4 separate regions of the Homo sapiens genome follow, and all the other regions are linked to region 3. Evidence: chromatin loops called from intact Hi-C (ENCODE). Cell type or tissue: endothelial cell of umbilical vein. All regions are shown on one strand. Region 1 overlaps CGNL1 (cingulin like 1). Region 2 overlaps CGNL1 (cingulin like 1). Region 3 overlaps CGNL1 (cingulin like 1). Region 4 overlaps CGNL1 (cingulin like 1).

What was found. Hi-C counts contacts between places; a loop is a spot of excess contacts. Peaks named below come from ENCODE experiments on the same cell type or tissue, not always from the same donor. Only the 100,000 strongest peaks of a DNase experiment are listed, where the experiment ranks them.
Region 1: it touches region 3 in a loop (4-fold over the local background); 11 of 110 quality-filtered maps call a loop at or near these places.
Region 2: a loop joins it to region 3, with 2.5 times the contacts of the local background. A loop is called at or near these places in 2 of 110 quality-filtered maps.
Region 4: a loop joins it to region 3, with 2.1 times the contacts of the local background. A loop is called at or near these places in 11 of 110 quality-filtered maps.

What each region holds. Positions count from the first base shown.
Region 1 is chr15:57,459,933-57,464,932 of GRCh38, reverse strand. It overlaps CGNL1 (cingulin like 1), which reads right to left. Exons shown (of 19, transcript NM_032866.5): 8 at 3,041-3,253. Among named protein-coding and RNA genes, the nearest start is that of CGNL1, 86 kb to the right of the region's middle. In endothelial cell of umbilical vein, no CTCF peak of the experiment used is centred here; a DNase peak (open chromatin) is centred at 2,312.
Region 2 is chr15:57,390,645-57,395,644 of GRCh38, reverse strand. All of the region lies in intron 1 of CGNL1 (cingulin like 1), which reads right to left. Among named protein-coding and RNA genes, the nearest start is that of CGNL1, 17 kb to the right of the region's middle. In endothelial cell of umbilical vein, no CTCF peak of the experiment used is centred here; DNase peaks (open chromatin) are centred at 154 and 2,394; H3K27ac peaks cover 2,303 bases.
Region 3 is chr15:57,524,774-57,529,773 of GRCh38, reverse strand. It overlaps CGNL1 (cingulin like 1), which reads right to left. Exons shown (of 19, transcript NM_032866.5): 13 at 959-1,120. Among named protein-coding and RNA genes, the nearest start is that of GCOM1, 65 kb to the left of the region's middle. RefSeq lists an enhancer at 1,901-2,484. In endothelial cell of umbilical vein, a CTCF peak has its summit at 2,094 (motif pointing right); DNase peaks (open chromatin) are centred at 2,113 and 4,003; H3K27ac peaks cover 784 bases.
Region 4 is chr15:57,474,625-57,479,624 of GRCh38, reverse strand. The region is part of intron 8 of CGNL1 (cingulin like 1); the gene reads right to left. Among named protein-coding and RNA genes, the nearest start is that of CGNL1, 100 kb to the right of the region's middle. RefSeq lists an enhancer at 3,963-4,462. In endothelial cell of umbilical vein, no CTCF peak of the experiment used is centred here; a DNase peak (open chromatin) is centred at 2,804.

The DNA.
Region 1 (5,000 bases), 65 kb after region 3:
TAAAAATACAAAAAAACTAGCCAGGCGTGGTGGCACATGCCTGTAATCCCAGCTACTTGGGAGGCTGAGGCAGGAGAACTGCTTGAACCTGGGAGGTGTAGGCTGCAGTGAGCCAAGACTGTGCCATTGTACTCCAACCAGGGTGACAGAGCAAGACTCCATCTCAAAAAAAAAAAAGAAGGAAAGAGAAAGAAAGAAAGAAGGAAAGGAAAGGAAAGGAAAGGAAAGGAAAGGAAAGGAAAGGAAAGGAAAGGAAAGGAAAAGAAACCGCAGAGAAATTCAAAAGCAAGGCACAGAAATTCAAAGAATAATACTAGAGTTCCCAAAAAGACCTCCCACATCACCACTGAAAAAATTCAACAGGAACTACATGGCAGGGACTGAAAACCCAGTCAGAAAGGAAATTTGTCCTAAACTAACTTTCACTTGCCAGACACCGCACGGATGTGACTATGTCCCAGGCACCATGCTGAGCTCAAGAGGCTAAGAGCACAGGCTCTTGACTTGCATATGGGGTGTATTGGTCTATGTTATTTTATTTATTTCTTTATTTATTTTGTAATTTGAAGATATGCTTAAAAGTTGGGAGATCTCACAGAAACATCCAGATATCTGGCTTCTTGAAAAAAATGAAAGATCTAGCAACATGGGCCCAGCATTCTCTCACTGGCAACTCTAAGCTGGAGCAGAGAAGCCACTGACCGCTCCAGCAAAGGACATGCCCTCCAGCCAGCTTGTCACAGTCCCCACCATACCCTCCTATCATCCCAATAACAGACTCAGTGCTTTACTCATTTATGCTCCCTGTCTGGCCCCAGAGGTACTAGAGTTTGTCACTCCCTCTCAGGAAAAAAAAAAAGGACAAAAGTGCCCCCTATGCCTAAGAAGTGCAGAGTCTAATGGAGGAAGCAGACAAGATGAGAAATTATAATAGGGTATGATACAAACTACAGTAGAAGAATGGCCAGGGTTCCGCAGAAACCCTAAGGAAGGTGAAGGAAGGTGCAACTAACTCCACCAAAGGGAGTATAGGTATCTAGGGCATGTTCATAAAAGAGAGGACATTTGGGGGAATTCTTGCAGGAGGACAACAGCCTGTTCAGATGGCAAAGCAGGAGCAAGTCACTCTACACGTATGAAGAGGTGAGAGGTCTGAAAGACACAGAGTTTTCTGGAGATGGGTTAGGCAGAGAAGGGACTTCTTCCCTACCATGCTAACAATTTTCAGCTTAAATCTGGGGCAATGGGGAGTCAAGCAAGTTACTTAAGCAAAGGCTGACACGATCAGATTTGGTTTTGTAAGGAAAGTTGCTGGCAGCAGTATAGAAAACAACCTGGAACAAACAGCCCTTGCTGGCCCACACCCCAGTGGGTACTAAGGCGAACCCCTTTGTGTTAGCTTCCCGGTGCCTGGAAACTGTCCATTCTCTGCCAGTGATACACGTCTTGACTACTTCGCCTGTTTCGTTTTTACAGACTGATATGGGTCAATGTAGTTGTCGCTCTTGAAATGGCATAATGAAAATACTATGAGTTAATATATAATGCAGACATTTGAACAGGACAAAATGCAGTAACATAAGTCTCTACTGATGATCTCAATTCCATACAACAAAGATATCCTTTCACCTACCATGTATCCTTTCCTCACTTACATATCTCTGACAGTAGAGAACCTGGAAGCTTCCAATAAATAGCCCCCACCCCATGTGAGGCACAAGTTTGATTTTCCTTATACTTAAATCACTACAAACATATCCCCCAACACTATTCTCAACTGCCCTTAAAGGAGCCACCCAGAATACACCACATTAAGTCAAGTTTTGAGGCAAGATTTAAGGGTGATAAAGATATGGGTCCAAAGGAGAAAAATTTTAACTCAGTAGCCTATTGGCATGTACCTGATGAAGCAATAGCACATAAAGATAGATCACAAGGATACCAGGCTGGTGCACAGAAATGAAATGAGATGCAAATAACAGGCATGTCCCCTCAAAGCAATAAAAATTAAATCGGTTTCGCTTTTCTCCCTCAAATTCAGTCAAATCTAAAAAAAAATAAGACAGGGAAATCAACAAGAGGCTTTTAAAAACGGTCTCCAAGTTGTAATAACCCCAAACAGTCTATTTCCCAGACTTTTTATTGTTATAACAAACAAACCCATCTTTCATTTCTTGTCATTTGCAATTACTGTGCCATAATTGAAAATCAGTGAATCACCATAGGGCTTAGGGGAGAGAGGGCCTACTAACTCTGAGCTGTCACTGTAATCATCACAGAATAAACAATATCAAGAATTCTTTCTTCATCATTTTTAACCTATATATTGCAGAGTCTCTGAAAATTTTATAATCTGTAATTCCCCTCTTTCCCTAAAGATGGCATGACATTTCAAACCATTTTCCCCTTCAAAATACTGTTTTTCTCTTCTTCAACAGCCAGTATGACGTCTGCCCCAAAAGACTTCAGCATAATTTTGAATCTATTTGTAGGAGCCAAGAATTCAATTAAGAGAAAAATTATCTTGGAAGGGTTTCGGCAATTCAGCCAATTAACCCTCTTGTAACTGTGCTGAGAAAAGAACCTGAATTGTCCAACAAAAGGCTACACAAAATCAAAAGGAACAGACTAGGGTGGGGGATGAAGGATTCCAGGAATCTGGGTCCCGTCTGCACTTCTGCCCATTAACTTGGTCACACAATGCCCTCGGCCTCTGACCGTTAGGAACGCCTGGGAGAGTACATCCCTCCACTCTGCAAGGGGCTGCAGAACCTCAAGTGTTCATATGCAGCTTCTTCATCTCCCCCTCTGCAACAGGATTTAACCAATGTCCCTACCAACGTTTCAGTTTATAGACTTTAAAAGGTCAATAGCAGGACCATTGAGCTTATTCTTTGTTAATAAGCTCTGTGTCCATGATCTGATGAATTGAGATTCACTCTCTAATTAAAAGGAATGAAGGGGATTTGCAGTGGTGTGGGAGAGAGGGTCTTACCCTTTCATCTGTTCACAAGCCAGATTCTCCTGCCCCATCCCTCACCTTGGTTGCTTCTTCCACACTCTCCCTCAGGGCCTGCAACTCAGCATCATATTGCTCCTTCAGCTTGTCCATCTCCTGATCATGGCTGGAAACCTCTTCTTTCAGGGCTCCCTTCAGGGCGGTGAGTTCACGCTCTCGCTTTCTCAAGAGGTCTTCTTGCTCCTCTTTGGCAATCAGCAGATCTTGAAGATCCTGTTTTGCCTGTAAGAGCTCCTAGAGAGAGGAAACACGAAGGGAGAAGGTGACAATGAAACATCTTGTTGAGAGGCCCTGTATCTCCCCTCCAGTTCAGTCCCCATGTGCACAGCCATCTCACCTGGCCTTGCCACTCTCTCCTTCCACATCCCGCACACCTGTTTAGACCATTTCTTCCTCTCCCCCTGCATTTCTCAGAGGCCATCATTCCCTTGGATTCCTCTGCCTCTGCTTCTTGGAGATTTGATTGAATTTGAGGGAGAAAGGGGAAACTAATGTAAATTTCACTGCTTTGGGGAACACGTCTGTATCTTCCATCTCATTTCACTTCTGTGCAGTGATCTGTTGCCCTTGCTCTTGCCCTGTGTGTGCTGTTGCTTCACGGGGGCACGCCAGCTTGCCTACCTTGCTTCATATCCCCTGGGACCCTGAGTGTGGTCAAACCCTTCATCCACATTCCTCGTACTCAGGACAACTTTGCCTGTTTTTCTTCTATCTCATTTGCCCATCTGAGCAGAGCACAATATTCATATTTTCCCCTTCTTAACTGCCAGGTATTAATGAGGAAGGTCACAAAGCTGGGGCAACAGGCTCCACTATAAATCACATTACCTGAGCCCAGTGTGTCCTGCCAAAGGCTCGGCATTCCTTTCCCTCCAGCATTTTTGTCCCAGACCTTCTCAGTTTTCCAGCTCAGGACTCGCCCTCACAGACACCTTTGCTCTTCCCTCAGCCAGAGAGATGTGGGCATCTTGGCTCCCTCTCCACCTCAACCCCTCTCTGCACTCCAGGCCTTCTTCCACCCAGAGTCCCTCCACAGAGAACGCACTGTCCCCTGCCAGCCTGCTCCCAGTCTTCACTCCATCAGTTATTGACATGGTTTGGCTCTATGTCCTCACCCAAATCTCATCTTGAGTTATAATTCCCATAATTCCCACTTGTCAAGGGGGGGACACTGTGGGAGATGATTGGATCACGTGGATAGTTTTCCCCATGTTGCTCTTGTGATAGTGAGTTCTCATGAGATATGATGGTTTTATAAGGGGCTTTCCCCACTTTGCTCACTCTCTCTCCTGTTGCCTTGTGAAGAAGGTGCCTGCTTCCCCTTCTGCCATGAAGTTTCCTGAGGCCTCCCCAGCCATGCGGAACTGTGAGTCAATTAAACCTCCTTTGTTTATAAATTACCCAGTCTCAGGTAGTATCTTTACATCAGTGTGAGAATGGACTAATACAGTTGTCTTTTCTTTCTGCCATTTTGTTCCTACCCATACTCTTGAATCTTGGCTACCTGCCAAACTTCACCACCAAAATGTCTGAAAGCATAATTTCTGTTCACTGCCTCTACTTCACAACTGCCCATTCACTCCTTAATCTCTTGCTATATGATTTTTGTCCCTGCTCTACCAAGACAGTCCCCTGCAAGGTCATTGTGACCTTTACTCATATCCGATGGCCTTTTCCCAGTTGTCAATTTTCTTTACCCCTCTTTCATCCTCCCTTCCTGTCTCTCTAAGATGCCCTTCTTTCTTGTAGTGCCAAGATAACACAGACTCCTGTTTTCTTCCCTCAGGCTGTTTCTTCTTTGATAATCTTTTCTGGCTTTTCACTCCCTCTTCCCAAAATCTATGATGATCTCCAAGATTGCAACTTTGCATTCTTTATTCTCTTTTAGCAAGCTCATTTTTGTTTTTCCAACTATTAATTCTATGTAAATGACTCCTAAACCTTTACCTCTTACCCTTCTCTGAGTTCAAACCTGCACTAA
Region 2 (5,000 bases), 130 kb after region 3:
AATAGCAGCAGCAAAGTTCTACTCATGTCTTACTTGGGGCCAGGCACTGCTCTTAGCTTTAAGCCCTTAATCACTGTGCAATACACCATGCCCAGTTCCTGTTCTTATTAACGAGTCAAGGCCAGACGCAAAGGCTGTGACCTGGGCATTCAGTAGCCATCTGTGCATAACGCGAATCACAGCATTCATTTCAAGAAGGGTGAATCACTAGTTATGCTGCTGCTGAGGTTTCAAAGAAAAGAAACTGGCAGGAGTCACACATTGGGATTATTTAGCTTCCGAAAGCATTAGCTGCTTTTTGCAGAAGTAAGAAGATTTTATTCTGGTGAAATCACTCATGTTGAATTGAGGACTCATTTGGGAACTGAAGGAACTCATCTTTCTTCCCTAAGGAAACAGAAGAGACAACTAACTCTCTGTTAAAAGTTATTCAAGTTGACTAGCTAAATTTACTATCTTTTAATGCAGTTCAGATTTATAATTAAAATAATTGGGTTTTTTGGTTTGGTGGGGTTTTTGTTTGTTTGTTTATTTGAGACGGAGTCTCACTCTGTCATCCAGGCTGGAGTGCAGTGGCATGATCTCAGCTCACCGCAACCTCCGCCTCCCAGGTTCAAGCAGTTTTCCTGCTTCAACCCCCAGGTAGCTGGGACTACAGGCGTATGCCACCATGCACAGCTAATTTTTGTATTTTTAGTAGAGACAGGGTTTCACCATGTTGGCCAGGCTGGTCTCGAACTCCTAACCTCAAGTGAGCCTCCCATCTCAGCCTCCCAAAGTACTGGGATTACAGGCATGAGCCACTGCGCCCAGCCAAATAATTGTTTAAGTACGTGCTTACTGTGTAAAGTAACTGAAAATATTGTTCATGAAGCAAGGGGCTCAGATCATATAAGATCATCTCCAGCCACACCACCCTGAATGCACCTGACTATTGACACTAAGCAGGGTCAGAAATGGTTAGTTCTTGGATGGGAGATTACAATAGGTCATTTGTAACACTGATACAATAGTCTCCAATTTACAAGAATAACCTGTACATTTGAGAATGGCTCAATTCTCATGAATTGTGGCTTTAAATAAGAAATAGCAAACTGCCTGATTTTGAACCTACCCCCACCATTTACTAGTTATGTCACCTTGGGCAAGTTACTAAATCTCTCTGTATCTCAGTTCCTTGGTAAAAATGGAATCAATAGCGTTACTATAAAAACCAAATAAGCCGGGCATGGTGGTTCACGCCTGTAATCCCAGCACTTTGGGAGGCTGAGGCAGGTGGATCACCTGAAGTCGGGAGTTCGAGAGCAGCCTGACCAACATGGAGAAACCCCATCTCTACTAAAAATACAAAAAATTAGCTGGGCTTGATGGCACATGCCTATAATCCCAGCTACTCAGGCAGGAGAATCGCTTGAACCCGGGAGGTGGAGGTTGCCGTGAGCCAAGATCACGCCATTGTACTCCAGCCTGGGCAACATGAGCTTGTACTCCAGCCTGGACAAGAAGAGCGAAACTCCATCTCAAAAAAAAAAAAAAAAACAAACAGAAATTACCCTGGTTTGGTGGTGCGTGCCTGTGGTCCTAGCTACTCGGGAGGTTGAGATGGGAGGATGGCTTGAGCCTAGGAGGCTGAGGCTGCAGTGAACCATGATCGTGCCATGGCACTCCAGCCTGGGTGACAAAAGGCTTTGGCTTTAAAAAAAAAAAAAAAAAAAGTTAATACATGTTAAGTACTTAGAACAGTATCAAGCACTGTTTAGTGACATAGAAGTGTTAGTATCATTAATTGTTATCATACTTTCTGATGCAGATGCAGAATTCATGTAAAATTACACCACTTAGTCACAAAATCTGCAGATATAATATAGACTGAGAAGCAGATAAGGATATATACTAAGATCATGTCAAGTAAGCATGACATTTGGTCTTTAGAGTAATACTTATGCACACACACAAACACATGCACTTTCTCTCTCTCTCAAGAAATTTAACTCGGGGCTACTCTGGAACATAACGTACCAATGATCTCAGATTCTTTGGATCCCAAAATGATCCCAAAAAAAGATGTTAAATATTACTTTTCTTCCAAGTATTTCCAAGAACCCATTAAACACACACATGCATAAATACACACACACACTGAAAAGGTACACTTGTTTTCTGTATTTCAAAAGCACACTGGAATCATTCCACTGCACATTTGAGGAGCAAAGTGGATGGTGTTCAAACACAAACTCTTCACCCTGCAGCAGAGGAGGCCTACTAAGCTTTTACATTTTCCTCCAATTGTGAACACTGAAAGCTTTTCATTTTGTTCCAAAGGAAATGATCTTACCATAGCTCAACGATATTATCATTGTCTGAATAAAGTGGGTATCCGGTGGCCATTGCAGAAGGCCTCAATGCTAAAACCCAAGGGTACAAAAGTTAAAAGTAACTCAATAGAAATGTCAGTTACAACATTCTTTCTTTTGATTTATGAGCATCAAACTTAGAACCCTGGAGCAAGGGAATTAAGACTATGGCACAATGTAAGGGTAGTACTCTACCTCCCCTCCTTCCACCCTTGCCATTAAAAAGGCCTTCAATACCCATTTTATTTTTGTATATGGAAGAGAATTAGACTTGAAAATACCACTACATATAATTCTTTCATCTCACCAACAGGCATATTCACACTCTTCTACTAATACTGGCCAATCAGGTTGAAAATCCCTATCTCACAACTGTTATCTGTGTCACATCATTAAGATAACAATTTTTTATGTATTAGTCCAGGGTATCAAAGAACTTTATTTTTCCTTTAAAAAAAAATGACTGTTCATTCTACACTTAGTAGACTTTAAACATCTAGACTCCATTCAAGCCACAGACTATTAACACAGTTAACATGAGATGGTGGTTTCTTGCCTTTGCTCTACCCTCAGTTGTAAAAACCTTATACAGCTTTATTATCCAGATCCTGGGACAATAGCCTTCAGTAGGAGACAGATGATGAACAGAAGGTCTCATACTTACACTGTTTCCTTAGCAATGAATTAGATTCTGGGAGCTCAAGGAAAAGGTAGGAAATGACAGTCATACTTCTTTGCAAGATAAATTTCCAGCAGAATGTACTTTCTTGCTGACTTGAGCTGCTTGGTTGGGTTTCAGCCCCTCATAAAGTTGTGTTAGGTCTTGACCTAAACATTCATTCATACTTCAAATGAGTTTTTGTCTCTACTAGGTAGAAGACACTGTGCCAGGTACCAAAAGAGATTTAAAATGACCTTATTTCACTCCTGGACTTTTCCCCTTCCCCAACCTCCCTCTAGGCTGATCACACACAGCTAAATGCACTCCTATCCTATCACATCATGTCTCAGATAATGCCCCTGTTAGGGCCTTGGTTTCCTCTCTTTAATATCTCCCACCCCTACTAAGAAAACACCTATCACTTTCTTTTGTATTATAAAGGTAATACATGCAGTGATATTTATAAAATTCAAACAGCCAAGAAGGGCATGAAATGGAAAACAAAACCACAGCACCATCCCATGGCCCAGAAATAACCAAAATTCTTGGTTCCAGAAATTGATATTCACAATCAAAAATTAAGACTTTTTTTTCACCATCTTATGGTGCTGAAAAAATTAAGACTTTTATTGTGATGGTGTCAGGTGAGGGGGGGGAAAGAAAAATGTGAAGGTGTTTATTTTTGCGAACAAAAAAATGGGATCTCAGAATACATGCTGATTTGCATCTTTTCTGTTCTTTCCTCTTTTCCTGCCTGTGGACATCACTCTGAATAAGGATATGGAATAAGGATACGATGGGTGGAGCAGCAACAGCCACACTGAGATCATGAGGAAACAAGCTTGAAGGCAAACATCAAACACTGAGGCGAGGAAAGAGGAAATAAGCCTGGGTCTTCAAACTAACTCCCCCAACAGCCCAGACTTTGGACTTCTTGTTTACATGAGGTAACAAATGTCATTTTGAAATGTCTTATTTAAACCACTTTTTAACCACTTTTTGCTGTTTTTATTCTTATGTAAACCACCTTCAACTGAGTTTTGTTTACTTGCAAGTAAAAGCAGCCCCATTGCCAAACTGCTCTCTAGATAGAAGCCCAGTGAATTTATAATCCCACACTCAGCACATGTGAGAGTGTCTGTCTCCTCACACCCTTGGCTTTACAAGGTTTTGGTCCCCATCTATTCCTGGTTCATTTTCACAAGTGGCTAGAGCCTTTTCTTCCTCAAAGTCTAGCAGCTCTTCACTAAAGAAATGGCCCATTGCAAAGCAGTAACAGCAAGGCTGCTTATCATTGGCCAGTATTTCACTCATTCTGCTTCGCCTATGTCATCCCTTATGGGCACGAGGCTCACATGGCTTCTTCCAAAGCAGACTCTGTCATCACAGGGCCAGAATATACTATAACACACAACACCAGTCCGGACTCTGCTAGACTATGACAACCACAGGGTGTGGAAAGACAGACCCTAGACTGGGAACAGGGTGGCCTGGCTCTCATCTGCCATTTTTGAGCTGGTTGGCTGAAGACAAGTCACCTCACCTCCTGAAGCCTGTTTCTTTGGATGTAAAAGGCAGGGTCTGGAAGCTACAGCCTAGGATCCTTATGAAGATTGGGACATGGTACACACAGGCACTGATGCTAACCTGTCACTGACTATTACAGGTGGGACTTAGGCTGAGGCAAGCCCCTGGCCTCCTTCAACACTGTGGTCCTTCTTTGTCCTCTTTGCCCTCTCAGCTTGTCACACTCCTGCCACCACAGCTGGCAGCCTGTCAGGTCATGATGGCTAACCCGAAGAAAATCAGGCCCATCCTTCTGCTCCTCCCACAGATAGGCAGCACTCCCACGAGCCCCATCGCAGTGAAAGGATATGATCAATGTCCAGCCAGCCGAGAGGCAGCGCATGCCAGCGAATGTACAGGAAATGCCAAGGCCTGGGCTGGTACCTGCACCAAATGCATATGATTTTTCACCCAGTCAG
Region 3 (5,000 bases):
TCCATTGATTTTGAATTTAAGCCATCTCTCCATGGCCTTGAGCACTGTCTTTTATCAAAACTTTGACAATTTTAACTTCTCTGAAAAGACTGAGACTATTTTTTAGTGTCTCTCTCAATTCCATTTTTTCAGTGTCTCTCCCTCTCTCTAAATTCTACTGGGGCGTGTGTGTGTGTGTGTGTGTGTGTGTGTGTGTGTGTGTGTGTGTGTGTGTTTCTGGGGGTTAGTTTTGCTCCTAAGAATTATTCTTTTTTAAAAGTTCAGATGGAGTGATTCTAAGGTTCTTCTTGTCAACCTCAGTGAACTGTTCACACTTAGATTCTGTTACTTCATTTACATTTTTCTAATATGTGGTGTTTTCAGCTTGTGACTAGATCACCCCCATCTGGTGAGTGCATTCAGCACTTTCTGATATGCTGTCTTGGACTATGTACATACTATGTATACCACAGTAAATTGAGCCACAGTGTGCTGCGAGCTCTGGCAAAGCCCAATAACCTCTAAGGGAAAATGGGCCAGAAACAGGAAGCAAGAATGGAGAATGTGGTGTGGCAAATGAAGAATGATGATTCCTAGGAGGCTCCTCTCTGGACATGCAGCAGTCTGGTTCCTTCTAGTTAGCTGGAAGCACTGCCCCAAAGAACAAACAGAAAAGGAACTATCTGTGCCCTTAGGCAAAATCACCTAATGTCCCTGAGAATCTGTTCCATTTCCTCTCAAGACAATGAGAATGTTAGACTAATTTATATCCATCATTCCTTCTAGCTCTGATGTCCTGAGTCTATAAATGACTGGCCCCTTCCTTCAATCAAGAAATAACCTCACTACACCCAGCTGTGGGAGAGAATAAAAATCCAAGACTTCCCAAAGGCTGAGCTGAGAGCAAAGAGGCTGCTTCTCTCGTGGCCCAGCCTCGCTCTCTGCAGGTCCCCCAGCTCACACTGTACGGCCCACAGACCTCCATCTGCTTGACCAGCCTGCTGCGGTCATCTTTGAGGTGACTCTTGGCTTCCAGCTCATACTCCAGGTCCTTCAGCGTCTGCTCCAGAAGCTGCCTTTTTGTGAGTGCTTCATCCTGAGCTCTCTGGTAGTCCCGTAACTCTTCCTCCATCAGACGCATCTAGGAGGAGAGACAGCTGGGATGGTTTTCTGGGGTGCATCAAGAGCATAGAGACCTCCACAGACAGTGCACAGGCTGACCCCACCAAAAGGAAGATCAGCTGGACTCCCACAATATGGGAGATCAGAAGACCTTGAGCAAGTCCTACCTCCCTCTGGGCCTTACTTTCCTTTTTGTAAAAAGAGGAGGTTTTCCAGCTACAGGCAGCAACCTATTAGGTTACAAATTCTATTTGGTAGATATTGACCAGCATTTTTTAATTAAATAGAACAGAAAAAAATAGCAGAGTATTAGCAAATATTGATTTGCAAATCTTTTGTGCTAGACATTCATATATTTGTGCAGATGCGTGTATTCCTGGGTTGCAAGATATAGTTTTTTTTTGTCTTTTTTTTTTGAGATGGAGTCTTGCTTTGTTGCCCAGGCTGGTGTGCAGTGGTGCGATCTTGGCTAACTGCAGCCTCCATCTCCTGAGTTCAAACAATTCTCCTGCCTCAGCCTCCCAAGTAGCTGGGATTACAGGTGCATGCCACCACACTGAGCTAATTTTTGTATTTTTAGTACAGATGGAGCTTCACCATGGTGGCCAGGCTGGTCTCGAACTTCTCAACTCAGGTGATGCCCGCCTCAGTCTCCCAAAGTATTGGGATTGCAGGCATGAGCCACCGTGCTCAGCTGAATGCAAAATGTCGTTTTTACTAGGTCATGTTAAAACCTCTCGAGAGCCCCTTAACTAAATACATGTTTCCCAGGGGGTAATTTATTGTCTACCTGTATCACTGTCACCTCAAAAGAGGTTTCAACTCAGTGAAAAAGAACACACAACTGAATTAATGACCGCAAAGCAACCTACTGGCAAAAAACCTAACAACATACACAGGCACATTAGGGAAAGCCACTGCTTTGTAGAAGAACATGATTAGCTAGCTTAATTTATAATGTTGTTGTTTTTTCCATCCACAAGGTGGCACTCAACTAACAGCTTTGAAGAAAGCGCAACAGACAAAACAGCTTGATTCACAAGGGCCAGTCAGTGTCTTGAACTTCTCTAGAAGCTCCCTGGGGAGACCAGCCAGCTCAGGGCACAGTAGGTCTTCCTTAAACATCTGTGTGGGCTGATCTGGTGAAGCCGCAGGCTGTCTGCTTTGTTCTAAGTGTCCTACCCTCTTGGAGTTGGTACTAGTATTGAGTAGAGCTAGTCTCATGAATAGAATAATACACCAGGGGGTCTGTTTCCTTCAGAGTATATGAAAGTGAATGGCCATCTCCGCTACAGAATGCCACCCTTCTGCAGTGTCTGGCACAGAAGAGTTGGAAAGCCCCAGTAGTTGAGGACAGCTTTGGAGAACCCGTGGAAAAGCTTGAGGAAATGTGTTCTTCTCTGGGAGGCTGACAGGAGCACTGGGCATTTCTAAGAGAACAGCCTAGCCTTGAAGATGACATCTCCAGATGAAGACCCACATCTGGTTTTAGTGGTTACCATGACAGAAAGTACATGAAAGCACAGAATGAAAATCACCCCATGGAAAACAGTGATGGGACATTTTCTGGATACAGAGGATGTGCTATATTCCAGAGCGTTAAAAAAACAAAAAACAAAAACGCTCTATGACTCAGTTTCCTCATTCACAAAATTGGGATAATTATAAAATCAGCCTTCTAAAGCTATTATGAGAATCAAATGAGATGATACCCAGAAAGAACATGAGTGTGAGGGTCAGAAAGAATGACAGGCAAATGTGCAGCCTGCGTTTCCTTCCTGTCCCCCTTCCCAATGCCCAGCGTGCCCTCCTCCACTGCTCAGCACAGCCCCACCTTCCACACCCAGCAGGTCCCTCCTAACACCCGGTAAGGGCCCCATCATACTCAGAGTCCTTGACGAGGGCCGGCAGAAGAGATTAACTAGCATGGTGTCTGTGAACAATGTATCCTGAATCATAAGCAAGCAAACAACTTTTGAACTTCCTAGTGCTACCTTTAAGTAGTTAAAATCACCCTTTGCTAAAAGAGATGTAGAAAATAAACTGAACAATGGTAATCACTAAGTCTCGATTCTCTAAAGATCATGCTTATCAGAGGTAGAATGGGTGAAAAATGCCTATTTCTCTCAAAGCAAAGGCAGCCACTATTACAGCACTTAGAACGGACTCCTGTAGCTTTTGGGGTTTTTTTTTAACCAAGATCTTCAACCAGCTCAATCAAAACACAAGCAGAGGGGCAGTGAACAGAGTTGAGCCTGAGTTTTTTAAGGATCCAGAGAGACCTTGGCTTGTTAATTCACTTTTGTTTTAAACAACTCCATCACTCTACCAACTTAGTCAAGGGTGGTATCTCACTGCAGTTTCCCTGCAGAATGATGAGGTGTCCATGTCTGTTGCTCACATGGAAACAGTGTCTCACAGGGCTGCATCAGTGAGAAAAATCCAGGAAGGGCCATCTTTATTTTCCTTGCAAGGAATCCTTTTTTTTTTTTGTTTTGGAAGGACTGCTCTTTTATAAACAATACTGGTCTCCATCTGGCCTTAACTAGTCTCTCTGGACCTCAGTTTCCTTATCTAACTAGAGGATCTCTATGTTTCTTTCCAACCCAAGGATTCTATCATAAAAATCATTATATAAAACGCAACGGGAAGTACTTTTCAGGGGTCATTGTGACACTGTGATCTTCTGAAGTCAAATCAGACCAGGTGCTTGTTGGTGTTCTGGCAGATACCTGAATCCTTCTGCCTCTGTGCTGTAGTAATGAATGTGATTTTTTTTTTTTTAATACCAAAGAGAACTGTGATGTCAGTGCGCTAATTTCACTGCTTACTTGGAGTCCTGTATCACATAACCCTGAGCCAAAGGGGATCCATTATCAGGGGCCTTTCAAGAGTGTTCTAGAAGCCTGCAATAAATATCTATTGTTCTTTTACACAGTTTCAGCACTGACTCATGGGTGACTTTTCTTTGATCATCAAAGAAATTAAAGTTTGTTTTTTAAAGAAAAAAATGTTTTCCTGTGGAATCTTGGTGCTCTCGGCACTGTTCATGAAAAATAAGCCCCTAAAATTAAAGAAAAGGAAATTAATATTTATGAAGTGTCCGGGATGTACAGACTCGCTGCTACACAGTCTCACATATTAACTCATTTAATTAAGTCACTAATATTTGGTATATTTTTAAAGAGGTAGAAACATATGCTCAGAAAACTGGGGTTAAGTTGCTCAAGGTGACCCAGTTGGCAAGAGGTATAGCTAGAAATCAGCATAGGCTGTGCTTACATTTTGAAGCCTCCGGCTTTCCATTAAAACAATCAAAAACATCCCCTTTCTTTTTCTCAGTTCTTGAGAGGCCAAGCCTGAAGGGAGCTAGCATTTGGGTTTCTTTGCTCAATTATTCTTAAATATAAAACGAATGTTTTAATCATTTCAATACTCATAAATTCCTGAGGATTTCTTTTACTCGCCATTATTGTTGTTGTGAAACTCTTGTCCGCCACCCTCATGCCAATAAAAGTCTGTATTTTCAAAAATCAATGGCCAAAAAACAGTCAGTTACTGTAATCCCTATTCTAGGATTAAATTAAAACATGAAAGCATATAAATAAATCATCTGGACACAGCTGGGCACATCATGGCTGCTCCATAAATGGCAGCTAAACATTTTAGGCAAAAAATTATAGATTCATCAAGAAAATGGTCAGGTTAAAGCTGTGTCCATTTAGCCTCACAGTCCGCCGGTGGGTCCTTTGTGCTCCAGAATGCCATTTGCCCACGGAACCCATCCAGAAGGTGAAGAATGAAGAGTCAAGCACCAAAGCTGTCTCACGAATCTACCCCCAAGTCCCTCACAGAAGACTTTCAGGGCAAAGGATACTTTGAATAAGGGATAAAGGAAG
Region 4 (5,000 bases), 50 kb after region 3:
TGGCACAATCTCGGCTCACTGCAACCTCCACCTACTGCGTTTAAGCGATTCTCCTGCCTCAGCCTCCCAACTAGCTAGGATTACAAGCATGCACCACCATGCCCAGCTAATTTTTGTATTTTTAGTAGAGACAGGGTTTCACAGTGTTGGCCAGGCTGGTCTTGAGCCCCTGACCTCAGGAGATCTGCCCGCCTTGGCCTCCCAAAGTGCTAGGATTATAGGCATGAGCCACCATGCCCAGCCCCTTTGCCCATTTCTAATGCTGATTGTTTCTATTGCTGGGCACTAGTCAGTCCCCAGGCCTCTTCCCTCTAGCTCCTGCCCTTCCTTTCCCATGACCCCTTTTTCTGGCTTACTCTGTTTTTCACTCCCATCCTCCACACCCTCACCTTGGTCCAACTGCCTTCTCCAAAAGTACATGCATGTTTACAGAGCGTGTATTTGTTGGCTGGATAAAGGTGCCAGCCAATGTACTGGAAAAGGCAATAAACCAGGGACCCAAAAGCTGGATGTCAGAACCATCTCAAACAACTCCTTGCACCTTCCTGGAGAGCTGGGGGAAGGAGAGTGGCAAGTGGGCTTCTGCAGTGCTTTGCAGCTAGCTATTGATGGACAATTAATCAGATTCTACTTAAGAGATCAATAAACAGATTAATTTAGATACTCCCTAATAAGGTAAGAATCTGGGCCAGGAGCTGTAGCTCACACCTGCTATCCCAGCACTTTGGGAGGCAGAGGTGGGAGAACCACTTGAGCCCAGGAGTTCGATACCAACATGAGCAACACGGCAAAACCCCATCTCTAAAAAAAATACAAAAAGTAGCCAGAGGTAGTGACACTCACTTGTAGTCCCAGCTACTCTGTAGGCTGAGCTGGAAGGATGACTTGAGCCTGGGAGGTCGAGGCAGCAGCGAGCCATGATTATGCCACTGCACTACAGCCTGGGTGACAGTGCGAGACTCTCAAAAAAAGAATCTACCCTTGGGTCACCATGTATCCTTTCACAGTCTAGGCCTATCTAGCAGCTAATGAGACCTTTTAAGCTATTAACAGCTTTCCACAACACACCACAAGACAATCACTGCTCTGGAGCAGGCTTTATTTCAGGAAAGGGAGGTAGCAATGTCTACAGTGAGAGGATCCCATCCAGTTAAAGTGCCTTCCAGAAGGAGCTGTGCTGTTGACTTGAGGATGTTTAACCAGGTGAACCTTCTCGCAGCACCAGATGCAAAAGATTCGGAACTTCTCAAGAAACAAAAGCTGTGAATTTAAAATGAAAGAAGCTTGGGGGATGGGGAGGCTCTTCACCTGCAATATCTACCAGGCCCACATGTTGTTCTGCCGCCTCTCCTACAGAGCATCTTGATCACTGTGGCCTTTGTCCTCCTACCACAATGAGCGGCTCCCATGGAGAGACAGGCCCCTGACCTTGTGTGCCCTCTTTGTGAGCCCCATGAACACCATGAGCCCACGGTCCTGGCTGCTGGATGCAAACAGGGCCGGATGTACAGGAATGTCAGCCGTAAACTCAGAGACAGGATTAACCTCAAAACAAGAAGTTATTTTGGGGCCTTACTATCCTGTTAGTTAAATGACAGGCCAGACTCTAATTAATTTCTACTAGTGTTTTGACAAGGTCAACACCAGTGGCTACACAGGGGCAAAGTAAATTATTAACCCTCCTTCTCCACTGGGCCTGAATCAGCCAGAGAGTTCACCACCTGCCAGCCACGTTTTCTCTCCAGTTCAGCAGCAGGAGGGGCATGGTACACAGCACAGGCATCTGCTTCTGGCCTGAAGGGTCACTAAGACAGCTACAGGAAGTGGCAATGAGTTGAACCTGCAAGGGAAACAGTTCACAATGGGACGGGGAGAAGGAAGCACTGCACACAGGGTAGGAGCCTGGCATCCTGGTGCCTCCAAAACCCCAAAACCAAGCAGCAAAGGAGCCATGGAAGGCTTCTTCTCACAAAAAGTCATAGGCTTAGAGTCATGAAATGCCTTGACCAGGCAGAAAGAGGTCCCTGTAAATCAGAGAGCATGAGGGGTCCAAAGAACATACCTTTCCTTTGGACTTGGCATATGCTGGACTCAAGTTTAGGGTCATAGTTATAAACCCAACTGGCTCAAAATACTTCCCCAGATGGACTCTATCGGACAACCTCACTGCCTATTTTCCAAAGTTTACTAATGCCTTGGTTCTTGCTCCAAATACATGAAGAACCCAGTGTTTTCCAACGAAGTTTGCTAGCATCTAAGTCTTCGTTGCACTGTCATCCAGCAAACACTTTGCAGAGTAGATGTCTTTGGGCTCTTGGACAATTCAGGGATGGAAAAAACAAGATTTTCCCATCCTCCTGCACCACGTCTCCCTGAATGCTTTCAGATCTATCTCTAATGCCACCTTCTCTGGACTCTATCATTTATTTGCTTGACTTCTTTGTCCCCAGCCTTATTTCAAAAAGTCTTTGAAGCACGTCCAGCCTTTTATTTCTAACTGTAAGGGGACTCAATGTTTCCCTAAACCCAGAGACTGCCAGTATTCCTTCCCACTAGACCACACACTTGAGAAACATGTGCAGAAATTTAACAAATAAAACAAAAAGAAAGAAAAAGAAGGGAAGTGTTAAAAGGAGAAATATGTGTGCTTGGCCATATTCTCTCCTTCATCTGTAAGTTCCCCAAGGATAAGGCCCGTGCATGACTTTGGAATTTCCTGAGGAATGGAACAAGCTTCTCCCAGTCCCCAACTCCTACTCACTGCTGACAAAACAGCATTACTTTATTCATTACTGTGAAAACTGCTGCAGTCACCCTGTGGAGCAAACACCTTGCCCTTTATTTTGTCTTTCATGAAACTAAACTAATAATGCTGGTTCAAACAAGTTCTGTTCCCTAGAGATGACTCGGACAGAGGGATTTTTCCATTGCATCTAACTTGGACTTGTTCTGGCCCACATTTCCAGAATTCTAACGTGTGGTCACCGTGAACACATGACTTACTCTGTAGCTAAAACTCACTAAACCACATCTAATCACTTCAGAGGCCGCCTACTACTCTGATGGTTTCTACTGAATTCTTCTGTCACCAACTATTTGCCTAAATCCATTTACATCTATCCAGTACCTCAAGTAAATAAGCACTCAAGAATATTTGTTGAATGAATAAATACATGAATGCAAACAAAACTATTAGCTGTCTAAGGTAAAACTATAAAAGGCATAAAAATGAATAAGGAAAATGGTTACCCCTAAAGAGGTGTTCAAGTCTCAGAGGAGAACAAGACATACTTTGGTTCAAGAAGTTCCCTGCGTCTAGAATGTCCTTGCCCACCCATAAGTCACCTTGCTAATTCCCACTGCCCCCAAGACTCACCCAAGCCTCACTCCCTCTTAGGAACCCGCCCTGGCCTGCCTACACGGAGCAAAGTCACCCTTTTCCGAACTTCTGCTTTCCGTGCCATATGCCAGCTTCTCATGCCCCACACCGAACTGGCTGTCAGCTTTCTTGTCTGTCTCTACTAGGCTGGGGAAGAGTTGAGAGCAGAGGCCACCTTGTCCATCTCTGCACCCCAGATTTCGCATGATGCTTGATGTGTTGAGTAAACAAACAAAAACTACAGGCAAAGCAAAACACAATAAATGCCACCCGAGGGACAAAAGACCCTGGGGATTTCAAAGAGAAAGAACAGCAGCTGCTGGGTGGACCCAAGAAGGAGATGTCATCTGACCTGAGCCATGAAGGATGGCACGATTTTAAATGGCGGAGACCATAGCTCGGGGGCTGGTGAAGGATGTTGGGGACAGACAGGCTAATATGAGCCGGGGGAAAGAAGAAAGCAAGCAGGGAGACCACTAGGGCACACGCAGAGAATCCAGTGAGAGAGCACAGGACAGCAGGTCAGAAAAGACAGTCTGAGGCTGGAATACGTACAGCCCTGGGAGGATTATTTTCCCCACTGCAAGAAGAAGATTCTTTGGGATCAGAGATGTGGTGTGTCAAAAGTATTCAGTCACTCCATCTATTGCTCATTAACTAGGCTTGGGGTTGCACAGCAGGCATTTATGTAAAAAGAGAAGAAAAGAAAACACACACACACACACACACACACACACACACACACACACACACCACACTTGTATATACATAGATCCCAGTTTCTCAGAGTGACATGATTGACATTTTGGGTCAGATATGTCTCTGTTGTGGGGACTGTCCTTTCTTGCAGGTCAGGATTGCAAAGCAAAGTCCCAGAGGTGGCTAATACGGAGTAACAGGGCACACTCTTCTGTGGAGGTGACAGGGAATCCTTTAGTGTGGCTGGCACCAAGCTCACCAGGGACAACAGTGAGGGCCAGGGTTGCAAAGGCAGGTGGGAGCCAGGTGGTGGAGTGCAGGCCTTGGAGACCAGGCAGGACTCTGTAACTGAAGGGAAGCCACCAGGGACTTGTGAGGGTGGCCAACCTGCGGCAGGTGGTGTGGTCAGAAGGGGGCAACACAGTTGGGGAAATAGGGAGATGGCTGCTGAGGCCTGAACCAGGGCAGCAACTGTGAGAAAGGAGGTCAGAGGATGGAACTGAGCTGCTGTGGATGTGGAAGCCACAGACCTGGGTAGCAGACAGAAGGTGAAGGTCAAGGTCAAGGCAGAGGCAGGGGCCCCCAGTGACAAAAAATTAAAAATACTTCACTAAACTTAGGACTTCTTCTTGACCTGCCTTAGGAGAGGTGCAGATCAATACTCTTATTTCACTGTACATGGAATAAATTCAAAAGATATGAAAGGTTTACACACTGTTTTTTGAAAGTTTTCCTCTTACTCCATCCCCCTACATATCCCCAGAAGTAACCACTATTGACTAGTTATCTCCCTCTTGAAATAATCCATATGTGCACAAGCACATATGCATGTATAGCAATATATTATGTATGTTTTTTATAACACAAATAGTATCCCTTTACAAGAGAGGAAATAAAAACAGAGAAAGACTAGGAGAATTCT